Regions from separate parts of the Homo sapiens genome. Here regions 1 and 2 are each linked to region 3. A link is a contact called in ENCODE Hi-C data. All regions are on one chromosome and are shown on one strand. Each heading gives the region's core, a stretch centred on a gene start or an enhancer-like site at or near the end of the contact. The rest is flanking DNA. Distances are from core to core; before and after follow the strand shown.

The links. Hi-C counts contacts between places; a loop is a spot of excess contacts on that map. Pooled maps may share reads with other maps.
Region 1: a map of B cell shows a loop between it and region 3 (37-fold over the local background). The contact joins the promoter of CA5BP1-CA5B here to the promoter of PHKA2 in region 3. A Hi-C loop is called at or near these places in 2 of 168 maps with a recorded cell type or tissue (B cell and CD4-positive, alpha-beta memory T cell) and 8 of 50 pooled maps.
Region 2: a loop to region 3 is called in a map of CD8-positive, alpha-beta T cell, with 9 times the contacts of the local background. The contact joins the promoter of AP1S2 here to the promoter of PHKA2 in region 3. A Hi-C loop is called at or near these places in 2 of 168 maps with a recorded cell type or tissue (CD8-positive, alpha-beta T cell and naive thymus-derived CD4-positive, alpha-beta T cell) and 6 of 50 pooled maps.

The regions. Positions count from the first base shown.
Region 1 is chrX:15,674,056-15,676,755 of GRCh38, reverse strand. CA5BP1-CA5B (CA5BP1-CA5B readthrough) reads right to left here and starts at 1,298. Exons shown (of 12, transcript NR_160544.1): 1 at 978-1,298. It also overlaps a transcript of CLTRN not described here and the pseudogene CA5BP1. RefSeq lists enhancers at 1,223-1,342, 1,015-1,633, 1,866-2,369.
Region 2 is chrX:15,853,498-15,856,197 of GRCh38, reverse strand. AP1S2 (adaptor related protein complex 1 subunit sigma 2) reads left to right here and starts at 1,385. Exons shown (of 6, transcript NM_001272071.2): 1 at 1,385-1,510. RefSeq lists silencers at 969-1,078, 1,169-1,448, 1,669-1,958 and an enhancer at 747-1,351.
Region 3 is chrX:18,982,664-18,985,363 of GRCh38, reverse strand. It overlaps PHKA2 (phosphorylase kinase regulatory subunit alpha 2), which reads left to right and starts at 1,250. Exons shown (of 33, transcript NM_000292.3): 1 at 1,250-1,509. The coding sequence starts at 1,432. RefSeq lists enhancers at 416-465, 447-947, 948-1,448 and a silencer at 566-1,255.

The DNA.
Region 1 (2,700 bases), core at 49-2,548, 3.3 Mb after region 3:
CATTTCCAAAATATTCAAGAACAGTGCAGCTTTTCACTAAGTCCCTGAAGACAGGGGAGGTGGGGTGAACTTTGGTTCATTGTGAACTCTGATGCAGGCTATGAATAGTGACTCCTCTGAGAGATGCGCGGGGCAGCATCTTACCAGAGATTTCTGACTATTCTCCATACTCCAGCAAGACTTTCAAAGTGCATAGTGGAAATGGTCAGATTATCAGTAAAGAAGAAGGGGAAGCAGAAAGCAATGTGGTATTCAGTGGCTAATAAGGAGCATATAAACAAATTAAGGTTTACGCATCTTCGTTAAGTCATTTCCCAAGCTTTTCCAGCAAAAGTAAATGTGAGAGAAGTACACAGATATTAATACTAACGCGTTTCCAGCAGCCTCAGAGCAGCAGCATTTAACGCTGAATATCACACAGAATCCCAGCCACCAAGAATGTCTGCATTTTGGAGGTTCCTCTCCTCCGGCTCTGGGGCAAGGCACAACAGAAAAACTCAGATTTGTCCAAGGGACACAACTGTGCTTTTGATCTACTCTGGGGTGGCTGTGTCTGTCCATAGCCCCTAGCATAGTCAGGTGGGAATATCAACAATGCAGACCCGAGGGAGTCCCAGCTTGCTGCTCCTTGGTTTCTGGACACTCCTCTCATCCCGCAATGTCTCTGGGAAAGCTGTTCTACTTTTTAATAGACAGAATCCTAAAAGGATGTCTGGTGATCCCCATAGCGGAGAAAGAGGGCTAGAGTGGGGAAGTGGCTATTTCCCCGCCGCCAGCCTCCCACTCCCATTCCTCAGAGAAGCCCCGCCAGGGCCCCGGCCAACCTCGCCGCACCAAAAGCTTCTCTGGCTCCAGGGCCGATAGCGGCACGCGGTCATGTTTGCGGCAAGTGGCACAGTTCCTGCCCTCTCAAGCAGACCACGCCCTGCTGCTGCCCACGCTCCTTACTGCCGCCCGCCCTTACCCGAACGACTTACCTGAGCCAGAACCTCCTCGTTCGCTCCCGGTACCCGAGGATCCCGCACGCGGCCATCTTGGCCACGCCCCCTCACGTTTAGCCACGTCCCTACGCAGCAAACGTCATTTCGTCATTCCAGGTTACGCCCCTATCAGTCCCCATTCTGTCCCCGACCCAGGCTGAAATCTCGCCCTGGCCACGCTTCCCCAGCGCCGGAGTCCACACCTGCTCTGCGCTCTGGCTACACATCTCCTGTCGCTGCCACGCGCCTGCACGCTAACTTGCCGACGCCTCTGCCCTCCGCCTGCTCCACCATCTTTGTTACGCCCCTCAGAGCAACAAGGCACGCCCACACGTAAGGACCGCGCCCCCCACGTTCGAGGCACGTCTCTGCGTTCCAACTACGTCATGTCCCTACTTCCCTTTTCGCGCCACCTCCCTTGCCGGTCACTACTCCGCAGCCCGCCTTTCCATCTGTGGCCACTTTTCCACCCTTCGCCCAGTGATCATCCAGTCACAACTAGTCTGCCTACCCCACCTCCCTCCCTTGGGCTCACGTCCCTACTCCGCCTGAGGCCGACCGTCCCGCGAATTCGAATTTCTTTTTTACACCCTTGCGACTACGCCACGCCTTTCACGTAAGGGCTAAAGTCAGCTCGTTCGGGCCACGCCCCTGCGGTACGCCTGGGTCACGCCTCTTCCGCTAAGCCTTGCTGCCTGCGCTCCTCACTGGCGGGGCCGTTCCCGCCGTGGCCGTTCCCACCGTGGCTAACCCCTTCCATTCTCTCGGAACAGGCAAGACCCCTCTGGTCCGCGTCACTTTTCTTACTGCATTCCACACCTCTCTTTTCTGGCCAGTCCTGGCCGTCCTCTCAGGCCACACGCTACAACCTTGTGGTCCTCATTGGCCACTCGCATCCTGCGCATGCGCACTTACCTACCTTCACTTCTGGTCACGCGTTAGGTTCCCAGGCCACCCACTTTTGGTTCCACTCTGGTCACGCCTCTCCCGCCAGTTGCACGCTCTCTGCGCTCCTTTTAGGTGCGATACTTGATCCCGGGAAGCCACGGAGGTGTTGGAGGGGCCCACCAGTCTCCAGAGAGGACTGTCCAGGTCCTGGAACCAGATGTCCGCGGCATTTATAGAGTGAAATGAGCCTGCGGATCTCTGATCCTCTCCTAAAAAGTGACTTTCTCCATGTATCTCCCAACTCTAAACACCACAACTCGTTAAGCAAAAACCGAGTAGGAAACAGAACTGATGGGCCAGTGGTGGAGCAATGTTCCTTCTAGCTAGGTTTCATGTCCTTTAACCCGATATGGAGATAAACTGGAACCGTGTTCCTTCCAGCCCATTTAAAGTCAGCGGACTTTAAATGCTAGGGAGATACATGGAGTAAGCACACTCCTCTACTTCCTGATGTGTCCTCCTGATGACTTTTCCTAGGCACTTGGTGCCCTAATGCTCTCTAGGTCCTGTCTAGACACCACCACATTCAGACCTCTGTTTGCAGCCCCCTGCTCCAAGATTACGCTTTTTTACTCCCTCCATTCGCAATTCTGGGTTCACAGGAAAAAAGTGAGGAGGTTATTACCAGCTTTTCTGTCCAGAAATTTCTGAACGGACATTCTTAGAGGATGGACACTTTCCATTAGCCATTCATTCATTCATTCATTCAAGACAGATTTATCAAGTACTATGTTCCAGTAAGAAATAAGACAAGAGTCAAAGAGATCACAGA
Region 2 (2,700 bases), core at 136-2,635, 3.1 Mb after region 3:
ACATTGATTACATTTAGCTTCGTGAAAATTTTAGCATTTCTTTTTTTACTTTAGGCCATTAAAAAAATTCTGGCGACTATACTTAGGAACCTCTGCAAAAGGGGCATGGCCCAACAAAAGCAATTTTCTCGCTTCCTTTGTAAGAACCTAGGTGACTCGGGTAATGAATAGCATTTCGATATGGGAAACCCGTGGCTCTTCAAGGAAGGTCACCTAATCCCGTGGGACTCCCCTTTCCTTATCTGTAAATGACTAGATGATTCATCCATTCTATCATTCAGAAAATTATGAACATCCATTATGCCCAGGCATTACGCTCAGCATTACAGCTCTTAACAAATTTATCATTTTATAGTCTTTATCAGTCAACTCACATTTATTAGTTGTTATATACCAGGCTGTGAACTAGATTGAGATGCAAAATGAATACAATTTAAGGTGTGCTAAATAAAGGCTAACGGGCATGTGGGTGAAAGAGGGAATCGCTCTTACAGGGTTTTAGGGTGAGGCTTCATAGATGTGACATTTGGGAGCAAGGACATGCCAGGCACAGCAAGTCGTCGGCAGTGCTAAACTGGAACCCAGGCGGCTGGTGGGGCGACCCAGTGTGAAGGAAGCGGGATCTCGAAGGTGAGGTGCTGTCCGGGCTTTTCAGCCGAACGGACGGTAACTCATCCAGTCCGCAGCACCGAGGATGGGCGAGGCGAGCCCAGGGAACAGACTCCCGCGAAGCTCGGGGCGGAAGGTGTCTGGGCTAGGGCTGGAGCAGTGCAATGGGAAGGAGAGGGCGGATTCCGGACAATTTTGAGGCAGAATGATAGCAAAAGGCCCGTGAATGCGTGACGAGCTCCACAGAAGAGCTGACTTGTTTTTCCAGAGTTGCAGCACTCCCTCGTCTCCTCCCACCCTCCTCGTCAGCCGTCACACTTCACACTTCCTCTCTGGGGACACAGAGAATCATTAGAGCTCGAACGTGGCTCTTCGCTGTCCGGAACTTCCCTGCCCCGCACCACCCGCTAGGCTAAGGACGCTGCAGAATCCCGTCCTCCTATCATTAAACAAGCAGGACAGCCGCCCGCGCGCGTCCCGGAGGCACCTGCAAGAGCGCGCGGGCGCGCGGGCGCTCGGGCCCGGCAAACGCCGCTTCCGGGTCACGTGGCCCGGCTTCCGGTTCGCACCTCCCCTCAGCGAAGAAACCTCCAATCGGCTGCCTTGGACTCAGCGGTTACCCGCGCTGCCTCCGGTGCCGCTGGCGACCGCTGAGCCGCTTCCCGCGCGTCGCCTAGCCCGCCCCTCAGCTCGCCGCAGCCCCGGCTCCTCCCTCGTCCGGCCCCCGGGGCGGGGTCTGTCAGCTTGCCCTCCCCTCTCCGCCTAAGCCTGCCCTATGCCAGCCGGGTGTCCTCCCCACAGCACCACGGCTTCTCTTCCTCAGCACGGCGACAGGGGCTTCCCCTTCGCCGCCGCCGCCGCCGCCGGCCAAGCTCCGCCGCGCCCGCGGCCCGCGGCCGCCGTAAGTCCCTGGGGGCGAAAGGGGGCGCCGGGGATGGGGGAGAGGGGGAGGGAGGACTGGGCGCGCCCCCCGCCACCCCGCGCGCGCCCCGACGACCCCACCCCGAGCCTGCCCGGCCCGCCACTGGGTCGCCGCGCCCGCAACTCACTTCTCTCCGTGTCCGCGCCCTCCGCACCACTCCGCGCCGCGCCCGGGGATGTGGGGGCCAGTCCCGGGCTCCGCGACAGCCTCGCGGCACCTGTGGTTCGGGAATCGCCTCAAGTTTTGCGGGGCGCTTTCGGGAGGGGCCGGGGGCGGTGGCGGCCGAGGACTCTTGGCGCCCCCTGCGCGGCGGCGGATGCCATTGTCTGCTCCGCTCCTTGCCTGTCACCTCTCCCGGGCTTGGTCAGTGATGGAGTGTGGCCACGGGAGTGGGGGGGAGGCACCGGCGACGGCCGGACCCGAGGAACGCTGGCCCCGAGCCCGCGCCGCGGCTGAGCCCATTGTTTTTAATGCCAGTCTCGAGGAATTGTGGTGCCCTGTGATTTGCGGCAAAATCAAAGCGTTGGTTTTTAACACGAGGGAAGGAATACTCGTGCTTTGCAACCGGGTTTCGTCCCATGTTAGGACATAATTTATTTTAAGGAGAATACATTGTTTTTTCGTCCTGCAAAGTGGTAGGGCGGATACAGGACCCTGCTCCAGACAGCCTTGAGCCCATACTCTTCGCAGGCAAACCCTCACCCTTTCTGGTCACCAAGATCTAGGAATACGAGGTCCATTCTTTTCCAAGTTCTGGTAACGGGTTTGCAGTAAATGCCCAGTTGATGCTTCACTTCCTGCCCCCTTCGAATGCCGCTATCTTCAGGACTTGCACGGGAGGCACTTTGGTATCACCTAATAATGTCCTTATATTTTGTTCCCCTGACGCATTTTAAGTGAGGTAATAAGACCATTTTAACTTTACTAAAGTTGAATTGCCACGTCATACATTTCTAGATATCTTGTTGATACCTTTTTGGGTGGTTACAAAAAGCGACGATAATTTCTTACCGAAATTTAGGGCCCATTTTTATTCTACATTGGTTCTGTAAATTTCCCCTCCCCGTGTTCAAATTCAAGATGGTGTGGTGAATCTTGAGAATCATGCTTGAATCTTATTTGCAGTAACGCTGTTAAAGGAACTTAACAGTGATTAAAAGAAAAAAGGA
Region 3 (2,700 bases), core at 1-2,500:
GATAGGCTTCAGTTAGTCAAGGAGGAGGAAGAAGGGCCGAAGGGGTCAAGCATAGAGTAAATGCATGGAGACTGGAAAAGAGCTTGCGGAAATTGATTGCATTAGTCTAGCTGTCCAGTAAATTCCTATGTGGGCCAGATTTTGGTGGACAATGAATACCAGGCCGAAGATTGTGAACTGTAGGTTATCAGCAGCCACGAAACATTATAATGAATGCCAAGTTTCAAGCTGTAGACCCGTGGGAGATGAACTGCGAACCTGCCCGAGGAAGCGGCGCCCAAGTGGCTAGGGGCGGGGTCACAGGCGCCAGAGGTGTCGCTGGGGCACCTCTCCGGGCCTTCCCCCTTTTTCTTCCGGGCTGGGTCCCGCTACTCCAGTTCCGCTAGGCGGCGGAGACGGGGCCAGAGGTGGGACTACAATCTTGGCCCTCAGAGGGGTGCCCAGGCGGCCGCGGTAGGCGGCCCTCTTTCTCCGGCCTCGAGTGGGACTGGCACCCGTCTCGGGGGGCTCCACACTACCACGCAGGAAAGCCAACTCGTCCGCCGCCCGAAGCCGGGTTCCCCTAGACTCCCACGGGCCGCCTCCTTTTTCGTCCCCCCCGAGGCCGCGACTCTGAGGGTTCCGCTCTGCGGCGGAGGTGGGGCCAGGGGCGGGGATGTGGGCGGGGCCGTGAGGTCGTTCCAGGGCGCGGGGCGGGGCCGCCCCCTTACCTGTGCCCCTCAGGGTTCCAAACGTTCCACTCCGCGGCAGGGGCGGGGGCGAGTCCGGAGGGCGGGTCCAAGGCGCCCAGGTGGCCGCGGCAGAAGGGCCTGTTTCTCTGGCCTTGGCTGTGGTTGGCAGCCGGCCGGGGAGAGAAGGGACTCAGGGAGGCAACCTGGTTCCCGCCCGTTGCTGATTTCGCAGCGGCTCTCCCGGGCCGCCCCCTTTTCCTTCCTCCTCAGGCCGCGACTTGGAGGGTTCCGCTCCGCGGCGGGGGCAGAGCCAGGGGCGGGGCTGAGCGCGGCCTGGGCGATCTCCCCGGCGGCTGGGGTGGGCTGGCGTCTTCTTCGCGCCCGGGGGACCTCCTCGCGACCGCCGGGACGTAAAAGGGGCTTGGCAGGGGCGTCCTCGCCCCACTCCCGGAACCTGGTTTCCCGCTGCTCCCGCGAGCGTCGGGAGCCCAGCAGGCCTGGCCGAGGCGGGACCTTCGTCGCTCCAGCCCCCGTCCCCGCCCCCGCGCCTCCCCGCCGCGCGGAGCTCTGGTTGGCTTGCTTTCCAACCGGACTTTGGGGCTAGCGTTTAGAAAAGTCTCGACCTCCTCCGGCCCGGTCCCATCCCAAGAACCGACTAAGGCTGTGAGTGTCCGGGAACCAGACCCGCTTGGAGGCCACAGCCCCGACGTCCCGCGCCCACGCGGCAGATCGGGCGCTGCGGCCTGGGAGCCTCGGGGAGATGCGGAGCAGGAGCAATTCCGGGGTCCGCTTGGACGGGTACGCGCGGCTGGTGCAGCAAACCATCCTGTGTTACCAGGTAAGGAGGGACCGCCCCCAGGGAACGCGTGGAACTACCCTCTCATGTAACTCATTCTCCTTCCCAGGTCTGGCCCTCTTGTGACCTGAGACCTTGCAATTAAGAGTTTGCTATTTGAATCTAGTCCTTGCTAGCCAGTGATTACCACCCCATTGCCACCCCGTGCTCCTTAAGATTCAGGGGACCTAACTGTTGCTACGGCTACTTTTCACAGAATTCTTTGGCCATTGTTCAGGATGAGAATGAGCCGCCTCCGTGCCCGGGTCCAAACTGCCTCTTTTTGCATTGACTCTGCTTTTTTTGGACGAGAAGAGGTGTGGGGGGTTTGGACAGACTACACTGAATGAGAACAGTAGACAGGAGTGAAGAAGCTCCTGAAGTTTACGCAGGACTCTGCAGTGTGGGGCGACAGCTACCGTCCCTCCCATGAGCTGTCTTGGTAGAGACCCACCTGGGAAGCCCTTAGGGGCTACTTTGGTTGCTATTTTACAGATAAGAAAATTGTGAGGCTAGAAAGGTCACTGCATGTAGCAGGTCAGACCCAAAGGCTCCCAAGCTCACAGGGTCCTATGACACTGCCCATGTGGTCCGAGGTATGAATTTGCCTGCTATGCTTTGTATTCCTGGGCTAAAATTATGTGTGGGTCCATCAGTGTAAGACCACTGAACTATTTTTATTCCTAGTGAAGACAGCAGCTATGTTTCTTGCCCTCAATCAACAGCAACTATTTATAGGGCCTTCAAAGTCAACGAAGGAAGTGGCATTCAGGGGTTAGAGGCCTGACCTGCAAGTTGGGAGCCATGGTCATTTCCAAGGCACTGACCATTTTCCCTTCTTAACTAATTTCTTAGCCTTGTTTCCTCACTTAGGAAATATTTGTGGTGTATCTGTTATATGCAAAGCACTCTACAAAGTGCTGGGGTTACAAGAATAAATGATCGTAGTGCAGTAACATTTATGCATAAGGTATAGGTCCAAAGTCCCTTAATCTGTTTTCTTTGTTGTTGTTTGTTTGTTTTTGAGACAGGGTCTCACTCTGTCTCCTAGGCTGGAGTGCAGTGGCGCGATCTCGGCTCACTGAAACCTCTGCCTCTCGGGTTCAAGCGATTATCCTGCCTCAGCCTCCCGAGTAGCTGGGACTACAGGCGTGCGCCACCACACCCAGCTAATTTTTGCATTTTTAGTAGTGA